Regions from separate parts of the Homo sapiens genome. Here all the other regions are linked to region 3. A link is a loop called in an ENCODE intact Hi-C map of the cell type or tissue named here. Cell type or tissue: GM12878. All regions are shown on one strand. Each heading gives the region's core, and the rest is flanking DNA. Links, peaks and the distances in the headings are about the cores only. Region 1 has its middle 79 kb from the start of LINC01095. Region 2 overlaps ZNF827 (zinc finger protein 827). Region 3 overlaps SLC10A7 (solute carrier family 10 member 7).

Region 1 (7,478 bases), core at 1,388-6,387, 230 kb after region 3:
CAAATTGTAAAGACCATCGATGCTAGGAAGAAACTGCATCAACTAACGGGCAAAATAACCAGCAAACATCATAATGACAGGATCAAATTCACACATAATGATATTAACCTTAAATGTAAATGGGCTAAATGCCCCAATTAAAAGACACAGACTGGCAAACTGGATCAAGAGTCAAGACCCATCAGTGTGCTGTATTCAGAGACCCATCTCACATGCAGAGACACACTTAGGCTCAAAATAAAGGGATGGAGGAATATCTCTGGAAAGCAAAAAAAAAAAAAAAGGCAGGGGTTGCAATCCTAGTCTCTGATAAAACAGACTTTAAACCAACAAAGATCAAAAGAGACAAAGAAGGCCATAAAACAATGGTGAAGGGATCAATACAACAAGAAGAGCTAACTATCCTAAATACATATGCACCCAATACAAGAGCATCCAGATTCATAAAGCAAGTCCTTAGAGACCTACAAAAAGACTTAGACTCCCACACAATAATAATGGGAGACTTTAACACACCACTGTCAATATTAGACAGATCAATGAGACAGAAGGTTAGCAAGGATATCCAGGACTTTAACTCAGCTCTGCACTAATCAGACCTAATAGACATCTACAGAACTCTCCACCCCAAATCAACAGAATATACATTCTTCTCAGCACCACACCACACTTATTCCAAAATTGACCACATAGTTGGAGGTAAAGCACTCCTCAGCAAATATAAAAGAATAGAAATCACAACAAACTGTCTCTCAGACCACAGTGCAATCAAATTAGAACTCAGGATTAAGAAACTCACTCAAAACTGCACAACTGTATGGAAACTGAACAACCTGCTCCTGAATAACTACTGGGTAAATAACTAAATGAAGGCAGAAATAAAGATGTTCTTTAAAACCAATGAGAACAAAGACACAACATACCAGAATCTCTGGAACACACTTAAAGCAGGGTGTAGAGGGAAATTTGTAACACCAAATGCCCACAAGAGAAAGCAGGAAAGATCTAAAATTGACACCCTAACATCACAATTCAAAGAACTAGAGAAGCAAGAGCAAACAAATTAAAAAACTAGCAGAAGGCAAGAAATAACTAAGATCAGAGCAGAACTGAAGGAGATAGAGACACAAAAAAACCCTTCAAAAATCAATGAATCCAGGAGCTGGTTTTTTGAAAAGATCAACAAAATCGATAGACTGCTAGCAAGACTAATAAAGAAGAAAAGAGAGAAGAATCAAATAGACATAATAAAAAATGATAAAAGGGATATCACCACCGATCCCATAGAAATACAAACTACCACCAGAGAACACTACAAACACCTCTATGCAAATAAACTAGAAAATCTAGAAGAAATGCATTAATTCCTGGATATATACACCCTCCCAAGACTAAACCAGGAAGAAGTTGAATCTCCCAACAGACCAATAACAGGCTCTGAAATTGAGGCAATAATTAATAGCCTACCAACAATAAAAGTCCAGGACCAGACGGATTACAGCCAAATTCTACCAGAGGTACAAAGAGGAGCTGGTATCATTTCTTCTGAAACTATTCCAATCAATAGAACAAGAGGGAATCCTCCCTAACTCATTTTGTGAGGCCAGCATCATCCTGATACCAAAGCCTGGTAGAGACACAACAAAAAAAGAGAATTTTAGACCAATATCCCTGATGAACATTGATGCAAAAATCCTCAATAAAATACTGGCAAACCGAATCCAGCAGCACATCAAAAAGTTTATCCACCAAGATCAAGTTGGCTTCATCTCTGGGATGCAAGGCTGGTTCAATGCAAACCAATAAGCAAATCAATAAACATAATCCATCACATAAACAGAATCAAAGACAAAAACCACATGATTATCTCAATAGATGCAGAAAAGGCCTTTGACAAAATTCAACAGCACTTCATGATAAAAACTCTCAATAAACTAGGTATTGATGGGACGTATCTCAAAACAATAAGAGCTATTTATGACATACCCACAGCCAATATCATACTGAATGGGCAAAAACTGGAAGCATTCCCTTAGAAAACTGGCACAAGACAGGGATGCCCTCTCTCACCACTTCTATTCAACATAATTTTGGAAGTTTTGGCCAGGGCAATCAGGCAAGAGAAAAAAATAAAAGGTATTCAATTAGGAAAAGAGGAAGTCAAATTGTCCCTGTTTGCAGATGACATGATTGTATATTTAGAAAACCCCATCGTCTCAGCCCAAAATCTCCTTAAGCTGATAAGCAACTTCAGCAAAGTCTCAGAATACAAAATCAATGTGCAAAAATCACAAGCATTTATATACACCAATAACAGACGAACAGAGCCAAATCATAAGTAAACTACCATTCACAATTGCTACAAAGAGAATAAAATACCTAGGAATCCAACTTACAAGGGATGTGAAGGACTTCTTCAAAGAGAACAACAAACCACTGCTCCATGAAATAAAAGAGGACACAAACAAATGGAAGAACATTCCATGCTCATGGATAGGAAGAATCAATATTGTGAAAATAGCCATACTGCCCAAGGTTATTTGTAGATTCAATGCCATCCTATCAAGCTACCAATTACTTTCTTCACAGAATTTGAAAAAAACTACTTTAAAATTCATATGGAACCAAAAAAGAGCCCACATTGCCAAAACAATCCTAAGCCAAAAGAACAAAACTGGAGGCATCACTCTACCTGATTTCAAACTACACTACAAGGCTACAGTAACCCAAACAGCATGGTACTGGTACCAAAACAGAGATATAGACCAATGGAACAGAACAGAAGTCTCAGAAATACCACCACACATCTGCAACCATCTCATCTTCGACAAACCTGACAAAAACAAGAAATGGGGAAAGGATTCCCTATTTAATAAATAGTGCTGGGAAAACTGGCTAACCATATGTAGAAAGCTGAAACTGGATCCCTTCCTTACACCTTACACAAAAATTAATTCCAGATGGATTAAAGACTTAAATCTTAGGCATAAAACCATAAAAACTCTAGAAGAAAACCTAGGCCATACCATTCAGGACATAGGCATGGGCAAGGACGTCGTGACTAAAACACCAAAAGCAATGGCAATAAAAGCCAAAATAGACAAATGGGATCTAATCAAACTAAAGAGCTTTTGCACAGCAAAAGAAACTACCATCAGAGTGAACAGGCAAGCTACAGAATGGGAAAAAATTTTTGCAATCTACCCATGTGACAAAGGGCTAATAGCCAGAATCTACAAAGAACTTAAATTTACAAGAAAAAATCAAACAACTCCATCAAAAAGTGAACAAAGGATATGAACGGACACTTTTCAAAAGAAGACATTTATGCAGCCAACAGACACATGAAAAAATGCTCATCATCACTGGTCATCAGAGAAATGCAAATCAAAACCACAATGAGATATCATCTCACACTAGTTAGAATGGCGATCACTAAAACCTCAAGAAACAACAAGTGCTGGAGAGGATGTGGAGAAATAGGAACGCTTTTACACTATTGGTGAGAGTGTAAACTAGTTCAACCATTGTGGAAGACAGTGTGGCGATTCCTCAAGGGTCTAGAACTAGAAATACCATTTGACCCAGCCATCCTGTTACTGGGTATATACCCAAAGGATTATAAATCATGCTGCTATAAAGACACATGCACACGTATGTTTATTGCAGCACTATTCACAATAGCAAAGACTTGGAACCAACCCAAATGCCCATCAATTATAGACTGGATTAAGAAAATGTGGCACATATACACCATGGAATACTATGCAGCCATAAAAAAGGATGAATTCATGTCCTTTGTAGGGACCTGGATGAAGTTGGAAACCATCATTCTGAGCAAACTATCGCAAGGACAGAAAACCAAACACCACATGTTCTCACTCATAGGTGGGAACTGAACAATGAGAACACTTGGACACAGGGTGGGGAACATCACACACCAGGGCCTGTCATGGGGTGGGGGAGTGGGGGAGGGATAGCATTAGGAGAAATATCTAATGTAAATGACGAGTTAATGGGTGCAGCAAACCAACATGGCACATGTATATATATGTAAAAAACCTGCACGTTGTGCACATGTACCCTAGAACTTAAAGTATAATAAATTTGTTTAAAAGTTTACTACCAGCAACAACAAAAGAATGTACTATTTGTAAGTTAGACAGTAGTATGTATAGTTTTTGATGATACCATATAAATAGGTTAACAACTTATTTTCAGAAGGGTGTACTGAATTTGTTGAAATTATCAGTTTCCCTATGAGAGAGGGTTTGCAACTTAATGTTCATAGATATTTTTAAATACATGTATAGATTTGCATTACTTAAGAAATGTCTCTGTGTGGATGTGAATATGTATCTGTATATATATGTGTGCATGTATACACACCATATTTATTTATTTGACCAAGATCAGGATTTAATTTTCTCATGTAACTTGAAGACCAAGAGTCAAGAGGAAGGAGACCCAGGGCTTGTTAGAGATTTCAGGTTTATCCATTTCTCAGTATTTTTCTAACTCTCTGTTCTGACATCTGAACACACGGTTTCCATTCTCAGGGTTGTCTCATGGCTGCAAGATGGCCATAGGAGCTCCAGCTGTGGCACCTGTGTTCTGGGCAAGAAGAAGAAGAAGAAGAAAGAATGGGTGCAAAAGAGCACATTGTGGCTCTTTAAAAGGAATCAACCCCTTTTAAGAAGCATTTTAAATTAGCATTGGCAATAATCTAACCACATAGCCACCTCTGTCCACAAGGCAGGCTACGAAATGTAGATTTTTAGTATGGTACATTGCCTCCCCTAACAAAATCAGGTTTCTCTTAGTGAGGAAGAAGGGGAGAAATTGATTGGGGTAAGCAACTACAAGCCTGTGTACAGGCTTCAGTGACAACCAAATTATAAAGAGGGGGATTTTGTAACTATATATTTAAAGATCAACATTATGCCACAATAAACAGTCCTTAACTGTTCAAGGCAATATAAATAGACATACCACAAACATTTTATAAGTCTTCAAAGCTAACTCGTTAAAAAAGAGAGAAAGAAAACAGCCATAAAAATTAAAAACCTAAAAACAATCAGTTTCAGTATGATTGGGTTTGTAGGACAACTCAGTAAATTTAGTTTTAAAAAAAATTCTAGTTTAAGAAGAACTTCAGAAGGGATATAAACTACCCCCTCTTTGAAATTGTATGCATAATTTATGTGGTTGACTATTTTTCTGATTAGATTTCACATAGATCCTCAAAGGAGTAGGTGACCCAGAAAAGGTTAATAACATGGATCTAGGTGTTGTGCCCATTTGGAAAACGCCACACAGCTAGTCTAACTGAACTCAGAGAGGAATTGGGAGTTTGGATGTCACACATATTCTCAGGCCAACAGAAATTCAAGGATGTGACATTGCCTAAGGTAGTTAAGAAAAGTTGAGGGCACAGCCAGAGTCCAGGGACTGGTCAAAGACATGCATTAAACAGCAAAATGCAAAGGCTTTTGGCCTCTGAAGGAGTTGGAATGAACTTTGTGTGCTGGCAAGCCCCACACAGACCCAGCTACGGGGCTGTCCTTGGAATAAGTGAAATCCTAGAGAGGGCAGTGTTTCATTTTGAGTCTGAGAAGCAAGAAAAGAACAATATGGCCCATATGTGTTGACATATCTACCAACACAGATATTTGGCATTTAGTATTAAAACTGTTTATCAAGCCCCTAATGTTGATGATTAACAAACAGAAGCCTAATGTACTGTGTTACTCTATTGATACATGGGGGGAAGAGGACTCTAATCCATCCATCTCATGAATTTACCAACACTGGTTTAAGAGGACTTAGAGATACCTGGGGACTAGAACAAAGTAAATATGATTATTTCATCAAAAGCGTCCCAAAACAAAAAATTAAAGTGGTGTCGTTGTGACACAGTGGTTACCTGGATTTTAAGATACCTGGGATTGTATTTGCCAGGGAAAAAGTGCCACCTTAGGGCTCCATCTTAGGGTGTTAGCCCCTCCTGCTGTCCCCTGCCCCTCTGTGGAAAGGATAAACTATTGTCTAGTTCCAAGATCTCCAAAGTAGGGTGTGAGTGTGCACCTCGCAGGATTGTCAACATCATCATTGTGGTGTGGGAAGAAAATATTCAAACGTTTAAAATGTTATCTTAAAAATTAGGGAAATATGCACTACAAATATCCACTAAATGAAGTGACAGCAGTGCCATTGCTAGGTGGAGATGTCAGATGGTCAGGCCTCACTTATTGGAGGGGACACTTCTCCAGAGGAGCAGGAGCTTCACAGCATGGAAGTGTTGACTGTGGAGTTCCCACTTCCGCTCTTCCAGTGTATTGCGACAGATGGTCTTTTGTTTATGCCAGGTTAAGGGGATGTATAGATCCTAGTATCTAATTTATGTAAACCAACCCTCACAAAATATACAAATGACTTTAAAAGAGTACAGAAAAGAGAAAACGCCTTCTGATTAAAGATTTCACTAAAGCAAGCAACATCAAACAGAACAATGGCAAAGCTGACCTTTGTGCCTGGACAAGGTCTCTTCGCTACTCACAAGACAATGACAATCTAATTAGATCTAACAAGAAGATGCTCTCACCAAACTGCAAATGTCAAGAATAATACCAGAATACGGAAATGTATCTACAGTCATACACCTAGATTTCACTTTAGGTGTGTTTATGTTGTGTCTGTGGCATGTCTTTTGCAATTATGACAGCCATTAAAACTAATAAGAAACAAACAACTGAAAAGCAGGCCTTTGAATTGCTGTGTCACAAATGTGAAACTACAATTTTCAAAAAAAAAGAAGGATCTTCAACCACACTGCACTGGTTTAAAATGGCATTTTTAAAGAAAAAAAGTATGCCATGAATAAAAATTAATAAGTATTTTCAAATATTATTTATTTCAAATTTAGCACATCCTTTAAGCATACCTATTTTGTGTATGTTTGATATATATAATATATTGATACAGCAACACATGTGTAAGACAAAAATATAAATATAATACATAATTCTGAGTTGCTGCTCAAAATTTTATTTACTATTGGCTTATAAAATCAAAAACGTTTAGAAACCACTGCTAACAATAATCATGGGTGGTAGTGATTTATTCATTAAATGATCTAATCCTTGTCAATTTAGTAATCCTTCTGGATGACTTAATGCCTTAACCCAATTAAAATATAATCTTTCCTTTCTCCAAACTCTCACAACAGTGTAACTTGAAAATTTCTGTAACTTTTTACTAATTATACTTCACACACTTTTCTTGCGTTGTAACTACTTGAGTAGACATATGGTTCTCCCTGTTGACTTGAGGGAAAGCTCACTGAAGGCAGGAATAGGATTTGAGTCATTTCTGCTTAATTATTTACCTCCCATAGCACTTATCGCCTAGGAGATGATCAGCAAAAATTTATTTGGAAGTTAAGAGAAAATGAGTATGTATCTAGAAGTCCTTCAGGA
Region 2 (5,000 bases), core at 1-5,000, 460 kb after region 3:
GCCTGTAATCCCAGCTACTCAGGAGGCTGAGGTACGAGAATCACTTGAACCCAGGAGGCGGAGGTTGCAGTGAGCCAGGATTGTGCCACTGCACTCCAGCCTGGGCAACAGAGTGAAACCCTGACTCAAAAAAAAAAAAAAAAGCGAAATGAGTTCTCTTGGTTGCAGAGAAGTATAACACTCCATGTTAGTTTGTGAGCTGGACGTCAATGTCTCGTTCTAGGAATTTAATCTACAAATAGACTTGAACAAGTAACTTTAAGGGATATGGACAAAAATACACTTTGCAGCATAAAGACCTGAAAACAAACTAAATGCACATAGGTAGGAAACCATTTTCAATAAACCATGAATATTCAGTGGGAAACTCCACAGCCATTAAAAAAGAATGAAGGAGATCTGTAGGAATCTCTTTGAAAAAATGCCCAAGACATATTGTTAGATAAAAAAAGGAAACACTGGCTGCTGACAACATGCGTGACATGATCCCATTATGTTTTAAAAAAGAGGCAGTACATTTATGTGTACATAATAGCTTGTATATGCATGGATAATTTCTTAAACTGTGACTGGTGATTACCACTGACAAGTGGAAAGGACAGGGATTGGGAGAAGGGGACAGTAGTGAGAGGCATTCTTTTATTTTTGAGTTTATATCCTTTGTTCTATTTTTTTCATCAATTTACATTACACTTATAATTTCTAAAAGTTAAAAAAGTAAAGTGGGAAACCATTGTGTTCAAGTCACTTTTTTTTTTTAGAATTGGCCTTTACTCATATAATAATTTGGAGCCATAATGAATAATCTCTAGATCAAGTAAACTGCTAAAAATATAAAGCAATAATTCCTAGCCGTCTTCCTTCAGTAAGCTCCCCTAACCAGAAGCCAGAGTTAAATGAGTTTTTCATACAGTTTGTGAAACTATAAAGCAGGTTACAAATCCACATGAATGGTATGATTCCATGATTTGTAAAACGGTGGGCATGCAGGAAAAAAAGAGCAGAAAGAATAAATCTAGAAATGTTAGCTTTTCCTCAGTTTAGTTGGCATGTCAAGTAATTTATACTTATATTTTATGAATTTCCATTTTTATAAGAAGTATATGTTACTTTCATAATCATGTAATTGCCTGATGGGTCCTTCCTGCCTGCTGCACAGACAAAACCAATTCACTGAGACCCTGTTATTGCAGTAAAGAGTTTAATTAATGCAGGGCAGCCTAGCAGGAGGACTGGAGTTATCACTCAGATGAGTCTCCCCAGGAACTCAGAGCCCAGGTTTTTTATGGATAATTTGGTGGGCAGGGGGCTAGGGAATGGGTGCTGCTGATTGGTTGGAGATGAAATCATAGGGGTATAGAAAATGGTCCTCATGTGCTGAGTCCACCTCTGGATGGGGGCCACAGGACTGGTTGAGTCATGGGTCTGGGTGGGGTCAGTCAGTTGCCAGAATGCTGTCTGAAAAACATCTCAAAAGACCAATCTTAGATGCTACAATAGTGATGTTATCTATAGAAGCAACTGGGGAAGACACATCTTGTGACCTCTGGCCACGTGACTCCTGAGCAGTAAGGGATTATAGAAACTACACCTTCATTTTAGAATTCAGACCCTTCTCATAATCCTAGTCTTGTGGACTTTTATTAGTTTTCAGTCTGTGAGCCAGAAGGGCATTAGTTTTAGGGAGGGACTATTATCATCATTGTTTCAAAGTTAAATTATAAACTAAATTCTCCCCATGGTTAGCCTGCCCTAGGCCCAGGAAAAAGCAAAGGCAGCCAGTCTGTGAGGCCAGAAGCAAGAATGGAGTCAGCCATGCTGGACTTCTCTCACTGTCATCATCTTTGCAAAGGTGGTTTCAATCAGAAAACACCAATAAGTTAGTTTCATTTTGAACAAAGGAGAAAATATCTTTTCATACTATTCTCATACTGAATGCTTGACACCAACTCTCTCTGGAAGTTTCTATCATGAGGATATTCCTGGAGCTTTGGACAAAATCCACTTTGGCAGAACCACATTTAAATATGACGCTAGGCTGGGCACAGTGGCTCACACTTGTAATCCCAATGCTTTGGGAAGCCAAGGCAGGAGGATTGTTTGAGGCCAGGAGTTCAAGACCAGCCTGGGCAATGTAGCAAGACCCCGCCTCTGCAAAAAATTTAAAAATTAGCCATGTATGGTCGTGTATACCTGTAGTCCCAGCTACTTGGGAGGCTGAAGCAGGAGGATTGCTTGAGGCCAGGAGTTCAAGGCTGCAGTGAGCTATTAATAAGATCAAGCCACTGCACTCCAGCCTTGGTGTCAGAGAGACACTGCCTCTAAAAAATAAAATTAAAAAACAAGCAAATACATAACTGTGACTCCAGAAAAATGGTAGACCTAAAAGCAGCTAAAGTAAATGGAGATATTTTCAATGAAAATGTTGGGAAAAAATCTTGTAAAGTGGTATTTGCAAAGTAGAACTCCTCTTTAAGGTATCAAAGTGCTTCAGACTAAGGAACACTATTTGAATGTTCTGCGTTTATCTGTACCTACTACCTTCATAATTTCCCCATCCTCTGTTGTATGCACTCTACAGAACCTCTTTCCTATCGGGGCTTTCCAGTCAAAATGACTCATCCAGCTGCAGAATCTAGTTTCTCCGCCCTAAGTATCTAGGAATGAGTCACTCAAATGAGTTGCTTCTTTTTTAACTTCAATGGAATTAGGCTTGAAAGATTCATGATGGGGGAGGGTCCTGGGAAAGGGGCCTGTGCTGAGGTTATCAGGGAAATCAGCTGTATTATAGGAATGGGAAAGAGGCCAGGAAACAGGATAATGAGGGAGTGGGATAGCCTGGAGGTAGAATGATTTATAAAAAAAGATTAGATCCAAATTCTGGCTGTCTTTGTTAGAGTATGGAGGCAGGAATTAATTGGTTATGTGGATTGTAGGTAACCATTTTGTGGCAAGATGACTTAAAAGGTAAGGTGACTCATCCTAATTATTTTTTTTTTGCTCACTAATTTTCTATGTACTGTATAGTCACTTGCACCCACAGAAAAACAAGGGGAAAGTTTACTCAGGAAAAAAAAAAAAATGTGTACTCTTGCAAATGCTTTTAACATGTAGGCAAGCTTTCGGTATGTGAAAGTTATTTCTGACACAATTTTTGGTCAAATTGTTTTTCATTTTTATGAAAATGTTAATTTTTAAAGCACTCTGGTCTATCTCCCAACTGTTACTTTTATCACTCGAAAATGTGTTATTTTAAAAATATCATCACTGGTGTCATACTAAGACTTGCCATGCCTTTCATAGTAATTAATGTTTTTTGTTTTTTGTTTTTTTTTTGTTTTTGTTTTTTGTTTTTTTTTTTTAAAGCAGCCTGGCACAGTGGCTCACGCCTGTAATCCCAGCACTTTGGGAGGCCAAGGCGGGCGAATCACGAGGTCAGGAGTTCAAGACCAGCCTGGCCAAGATGGTGAAACCCCATCTCTACTAAAAATACAAAAATTAGCTGGGCGTGGTGGTGGGCGCCTGTAATCCCAGCTATTTGGGAGGCTGAGGCAGAGAACTGCTTGAACCCAGGAGGCGTTGGTTGCAGTGAGCTGAGATGGCGCCACTGCACTCCAGCCTGGGCGACAGAGCGAGACTATGTCTCAAAAAAAAAAAGCACTGGGACATGAAAAAGAAAAATGAAAGTTATCTTTGGGTGATGATGGGAACTCTGATTGAGGGTTTTAGTTTTGTTTCCCCCTACCACCACCTTGTCTCTCTTCTTCTAGTTTTCTATAATGAGCATGAAACACTTCTATAAAGAAAAATTAAATGTTTAGAGGGAGTAAGATGTTAAGGAACAAAGGTAAGATTCATGGTGCTCTGAGTTAATAGGCCGTAAGCTTAATAATTATGGTTATACACAGGATAGGTCTTTGTCAGAGACTGCTAAACATCTTGTACAACAATCTTGTGTAAACAACAGTGGTCAGGAAAAGACTCCCCAGAAGGTGAAATTCCAACAAATTTTGGCAGAGTCATTTCAGAAACGTTAAAGTTACACATCCTGTAAGTTATTAATAAAGATGTGAAATCCTTGTATGAAATACGACTATGATCACAGTCATTTCCATTTGGAGGTTCACGAAGCTTACTCAAGGAATGATTGAAGTTTGAGGGTGGTTACTTATTTTTAACCTTGCAAGGGAGATTCATGAATTAAATTAATCTTAGGGCACCAGGTGTGATAGAAGAACTGCACGCCATTTTCTCTATCTTGGTTGTTGAAAATAGAGTGTTCAATGGGACAGTCTGTTGTACTGTCTCATTGCATCATTGGTCTCATAAGTATCAGTGACTTAGGTATAATTAATAAAATAATAGCTGCCGTGGGAGGGTATTTTCAGTCGTTATATCAAAATGTATAATAAGCATTCTAATTTCTGTTATATCTGTTTAATTTCCTAACAAAGGAGTTCAGTTAGAAAAAGGATATCAGTGGCTCCTGACAAACCTGTCCTTAACTTTCCCCTTAGATTATTTTCATTCTTCTCTGCCAGTGTCGAAGAATACAGAGATGTTGCAGAATGAGGATTAAATTAAAAAAAAGATCTGAGTATCATTAAATATTTGATGAGCAGTATGAGAAGATTGTGAGGTGTGCATATCACTGGGGTGAAAAGAAAGTTCATTCATTCATGGCCCAGCACAATGTCTCACACCTGTAATCCCAGCACTTTGGGAGGCCAAGGCAGGAGTATTGCTTGAGCTCAGGAGTTCGAGACCAGCCTGGGCAACATGGCGAAACCCCATCTTTACCAAAAATACAAAAAAAAAGTAGCTGGGCGTGGTGGAGTGTGCCTGTGATCCCAGTTACTTGGGAGGCTGAGATGGGAGGATGGTTTGAGCCCAGGAGGCAGAGGTTGCAGTGAGCCCAGATAGCACCATTGCACTCCAGCCTGGGCAACAGACCCAGACCCTATTTCAAAAAAAAAAAAAAAAAAAAAAGTTCATTTATT
Region 3 (5,000 bases), core at 1-5,000:
TACTAGTGTATGTTGAGTTTAAAAAAAAAAAAAAACTTCTATGGGGGCAACAACTTACTTTCATTAAAACCTGCTGGCAAAATTATAGTAGTACAGCTAAGCTTCACCTACCTTAAACTTCCTTTGGCCTTGTCTGCTGGAATACCTTATCTCCTGCTTATACCTTATCTGCTGGAAAGAATCCAGAACTTATACATGACCAGCTTGGTGTAGGTCACTTCCCATAAATACTTTGTGGGCACCAGCTCACATGACTTCCACAATCACACTAGATAAGGGAAGTTCCCAAGTGATCCATGACTTGCCCAAGTCACATGATGCCAAGTGGCAGAGCCAGAAATCAAGCCCAGGCCTAGCTATTAGCCACCATGCTAAGCTGTAGTGAGAGTTCTGCAGAAAGAGCCCTGTGCTGTGAAACATCTCAACCCTGTGGTCCACTGGCTATGAAAAGTTCAGACTAGATGATCTCTGGGGCTCTTCTAGCTCTACTATTCAGTAATTCTGATTTTGAAGGGCTTAAGTATGTAGCTTTAGAATCTTGAGCCCTTTGGATGGACACCATAGACCAGCATTTCTCAAAGAGTGATCCTCAAAATTATAGCACATTGTTTCTTAAAAGAAATAAAAATTTAAAAACAAAACAGATTTGCTCAAGCCTACTGATTCTGAATTTTAAGGATAAAACCCTGATGTCCGACACATGTAACATATTTCAAAAGAGGGTATCATGCACATTAAAGTTTGAAAGCCACTCATTATTGCCATCTAGAGTCACCTCTCAGGTTTCAGATGTGCTAGCTCATGTACCCAGATTCTTAGGAAGCTTTGATCTAGCAGAATATTCAGTCAGGTTTTGTGTAGGTGCATTTTGATGACAGTAGGAACCAGTTTCAGTCAACTCTGGGTGGTTGGTTGTTGTTTTTCTTACTTAAGACTGGCCACAATATACCCCACTTTGAAATACTTTATATTCCATCATCAGCCAAAAGAATATCCTTATGACATAACTACTTATGACATACTACTAAGTATTGTATAATAATAAGCAATCATTTAAAACAAATGCAGTAGGCCCGGACCCTAATTTCCAGGAATCACCTTCTTCCTCATTCCATGGTTTCAATATATGATATTGTGGTCCTGTCTAGGAAGGATAAAAACCTGGCTCCAGTTTTTCTAATTTGTAGCTGTGGTTACCACATTTTGCCTAACTTCGAATGTCCTTTTGAGTTTCATTTGTATTAATCTGGTTAAACAACAGTATTTGGATGTAAAAGTATGCCAGTATTTTATTAATATAAGGTATAATCTAGGCCAGGCACGGTGGCTCATGCCTGTAATCCCAGAACTTTGGGGGGCGGAGGCTGGTGGATCACCTGAGGTGAAGAGATTGAGACCATCCTGGCCAACATGGTGAAACCCTGTCTCTACTAAAAATACAAAAACTAGCCAGGCGGGGTGGCAGGCACCTGTAATCCCAGCTACTTGGGAAGCTGAGGCAAGAGAATCACTTGAACCCGGGAGGCAGAGGTTGCAGTGATCCAAGATCATGGCACTGCACTCCAGCCTGGGTGACAGAGTGAGACTCCGTCTCAAAAAAAAAAAAAAAAAAAAAGTATAATCTGAACAAAAGAGAACCACCCATTTAGTGCCCAAAATACCTAGCACTCCCTCCAGAAGCAGCTTGCTTTCTTTAAGATCATGTCTTCCTGGCAAGCTGAGGGCAAAACTGAAGCATATTTAAAATAAATTCAGAATGCCATTTGAAAGTTATCCTTATATAAATCCCTTTATGAAAGGGGACCTAGGTGATTTTTTTAAAACTCTTACAACACAATTATTACTGTAGAAAGATTTTTTTAAAACAAAGAACAGGAGATGGAATCACTGCTTCCCAGAAGTCAGTGTTCTGAAAGGGGCAGTAGACCAAATATGATCATGAGCACTTACCAAGAATACAGGGCTTGTAAACAGATGAGGCCAGTGGGAGTTTGGGCAGCATCGGCGGGAGGGAGTTTCAGTTCCCAGGGCAGTCCACAGCATCACCATCTGCAGTGTTTTAGAAGTGCTGCACACCTCATCCTGAATGATCTCAGTGACAAGCCCCTCCCTGGCCAGTCCTGGTAGACTGCTAAATTTGAGCCCCATAATACTATTTCATAATGCTACTTCTTATAATAATAATAACAACAACAGCAACAATAATAATCCTAATAGCTATCATTTTGGGGATGCTCACTCTATGCCAGGTACTATACTAGGTACTTCCCATACACTGTCTCACTTGAAACCTCTAACCACCCTTCGAGATAGTTATTTTAACCTCATTTGAGTCAGATGTGGAAACTGAGGGGGGTTAGGGTAAGATCATCTGCTTATATAGCTGGTGGGTGGTACAGTGAGGATTTAAACTCAGGTCTCTAATTTCAAAGCCCACGTCCTTTCCATCACACCACCCAGCCCTCTAGATGTACCTATGAGTGGCGTGTTAGCTATCTGATGCTTGCTCAGCCTGAGTGATGGAGCAGGAACAAGAGGGGCCAAGTGCTTGCATGTGTCAGCTTCATTCTAGCTAAGCTCTACCTGCAGTTGTCACCTACAGCTCAATGGCAAGGAGACATGAAAAATCCCACATATTGTACAGTGGCACCTCACAGTATATTGAATCCTTGTCACTGCGCTTCCTAATGACAGCTCTTAGCATTAGAAGCTTTTAATTCCATAGTTTCCTATTAATTTCAAACTAAAAAATACCTTATAATAGAGATGGCTCTAAAGAGATTAATTTTACCCATTAAAAATCAACTCACATGCCCTCAGTGCTCCTGAAAGGGGAATTCCAAAGTAATGAGGGGCACACTTTCTGTTGTTCTGGAGCTTGTCCCTTCTGATGAAGACTTTGCCACATCCAGAAGACCAGAACAGCCTGTTTCCTGGAAATCCCTGTTCATCTGTGCACTCGCTGTCAGTTGCAGAGGGATTTGTTTATTATTATTATTAATATTTAGAAAGTTTACCTCTAGCAGTACTAAAATGTGCATCACAAAACAACACTCATTTACTGCGTTTGAAGTGAAGACTCTCACCCAGGAGAGCCCATCCACTTAAAGTTTGTATCTCTCAATTTCAACTTGCAAACAGAGATCGATAAAAAACAATTGTCCTTTCAGAGTTGCATCTCTCCAATTATTTATTTGGTCATGTCTCTTCCTAGAAGTTCTCTTAATTGAACCAGACACTAGAAACCAGGTTGAGTGTCTTTAATGACAGCCCGCTCCATGCTTCTTTGCAGTAAAGAATACATGAGCCTACAGCTGCAAAGCAAGGGTAACAGTTTCCCCTTGTATGTCCCCATTTACAGCCCCATCCAAACAACTCCAGCCAGAAATTAAAGTTAGCTACCCACTTTTTCAAGCTATGGGGTACCCAGTAGGTTTTTGACAAGTTACCCTAGGGGCAGGAGGAGATATAAAATTGGACACAACTCAAAAGATTCCTGGGCCCCAGGAAGCCAGCTGATTTGGAATGTCATCTGTACCGAAGCTGAGCATGTTAATGAAATTGTAGCTGTGACACTTCCCAGGGCTGCCTTTGCTACAAGTTTGCTCTATACAGTGCCAATGAAAAGATGCTTTTAAAACATAATCTACATCATCCATTCATTCATTCAGCAAGTGTTTATTTGGTACTTACTATGTGCCCTGCTCTAGGCTGTAGGGGGACAGCAGTGAACAAAACACCAAAAAAGTTCTTGCCCTCATCTAGCTTCCAAAATTTCTAGTGGGAATAAGCAGACACTTGAATATACAGGACATCAGATGGTGGTAAGCAATGGAGAAAAAGAAAACCAGAAAGGAGAATCAGGAATGCCAGGGTGGAGATGAGAAGGTTTCAGCCTTAAAGGGCACATTGGGTCAAAATACCTGAAGGAAATAGGGAGCAAGCCTGTGGATATTTCGGGGAAGGAGATTCCAAGGAGAAGGAACAGTGAAGGCAAAGACCTGAGGCAGCAGTGCGCTTGGCATGTTGGAGGAAGGAGGAGGAAGCTCACCTTGGGAGCAGAATGAGTGAGAGATAGGAGACCGGGGAATGGTAATGGGAGAGGGGCCAATAATATTGTGTTAGGCCTTATTGGCCATTGTAGGGACTTGCCTCTTACTCAGAATGAGAGGGGAAGCCATTGGGGGTTTTGAATTGATGAGGGACAAGATCTCACTTCTACTTTGAAAGGATCCCTATGGTTGTTCTGTTAAAAGTAGACTGGGGTTTTGTGGGAAGGTGTGGCAGTGAGAAAGGAAGACTCAAGAGAGAGGCTTTTATCCAGACAAGAGTTTAGGGTGGTTTGGTCAAAGGTAATAGGGGTGGAAGAGTTGAGAAGCTTTGGATTTGAGATCCATTTTGAACACAGAACTAATAGGAATTGCTGGTGAATTGGATATGTAGGTAAAAGAAAGGAATTCAAGATGTTTGGCCTGAGGGGTGTAAGGATCCATTTACTGGCTTAGGGAAGACTGCAGAGGAGCAGATGTTAGTGGTTGAAAGTCATGTGGGAACAGATCAAGAGTTTGGATTTGCACATGTGAAGTTTGATATGTCTTTTTGACATCCAGTGGAGTCTGGAATCCTGATCCAGGCTGAAGTTTGCAGGCTATGGATGTTATTTTAGACTATCAGATTGGATGAGATCACTAAGGGAATGTGTAGAGAAAAGAGCTCCACGGACTGAGAACCTGAGATTCTCCAGAGGACAGAGAGGATATGGAATTATTTTAATAATGAAATGATATGAAAGTCTAAATCAGCCAGACCTATAGACACCCAAACTTGCAAGCCCGTATTCTTCTCCTATCCCACAAGGTTGAAGTGAACATTAAATCACAAAGCAGATGTGAAGACACTTTGAAGTATTAGAAGAAGAGTCTGGCAGTTATTTGGTACCGCCCATGTGCTAGGCACTGCATTAGGCACTTAATTTGCCTTATTAATGCATGTAATCTTTA

What was found. Hi-C counts contacts between places; a loop is a spot of excess contacts. Peaks named below come from ENCODE experiments on the same cell type or tissue, not always from the same donor. Only the 100,000 strongest peaks of a DNase experiment are listed, where the experiment ranks them.
Region 1: it touches region 3 in a loop (3-fold over the local background); 1 of 110 quality-filtered maps calls a loop at or near these places.
Region 2: it touches region 3 in a loop (3-fold over the local background); 1 of 110 quality-filtered maps calls a loop at or near these places.

Annotation. Positions count from the first base shown.
Region 1 is chr4:146,038,900-146,046,377 of GRCh38, reverse strand. No RefSeq gene overlaps it. Among named protein-coding and RNA genes, the nearest start is that of LINC01095, 79 kb to the left of the region's middle. In GM12878, for the core only: no CTCF peak of the experiment used is centred there; no DNase peak of the experiment used is centred there; H3K27ac peaks cover 525 bases.
Region 2 is chr4:145,806,137-145,811,136 of GRCh38, reverse strand. The region is part of intron 8 of ZNF827 (zinc finger protein 827); the gene reads left to right. Among named protein-coding and RNA genes, the nearest start is that of C4orf51, 130 kb to the right of the region's middle. RefSeq lists enhancers at 2,535-2,724, 1,954-3,153, 3,581-3,800. In GM12878, for the core only: no CTCF peak of the experiment used is centred there; DNase peaks (open chromatin) are centred at 2,626, 2,976 and 3,728; H3K4me3 peaks cover 1,557 bases; H3K27ac peaks cover 4,105 bases.
Region 3 is chr4:146,270,816-146,275,815 of GRCh38, reverse strand. The region is part of intron 10 of SLC10A7 (solute carrier family 10 member 7); the gene reads left to right. Among named protein-coding and RNA genes, the nearest start is that of REELD1, 59 kb to the right of the region's middle. RefSeq lists an enhancer at 2,066-2,275. In GM12878, for the core only: no CTCF peak of the experiment used is centred there; DNase peaks (open chromatin) are centred at 319, 2,025, 2,375, 4,215 and 2 weaker places; H3K4me3 peaks cover 1,657 bases; H3K27ac peaks cover 5,000 bases.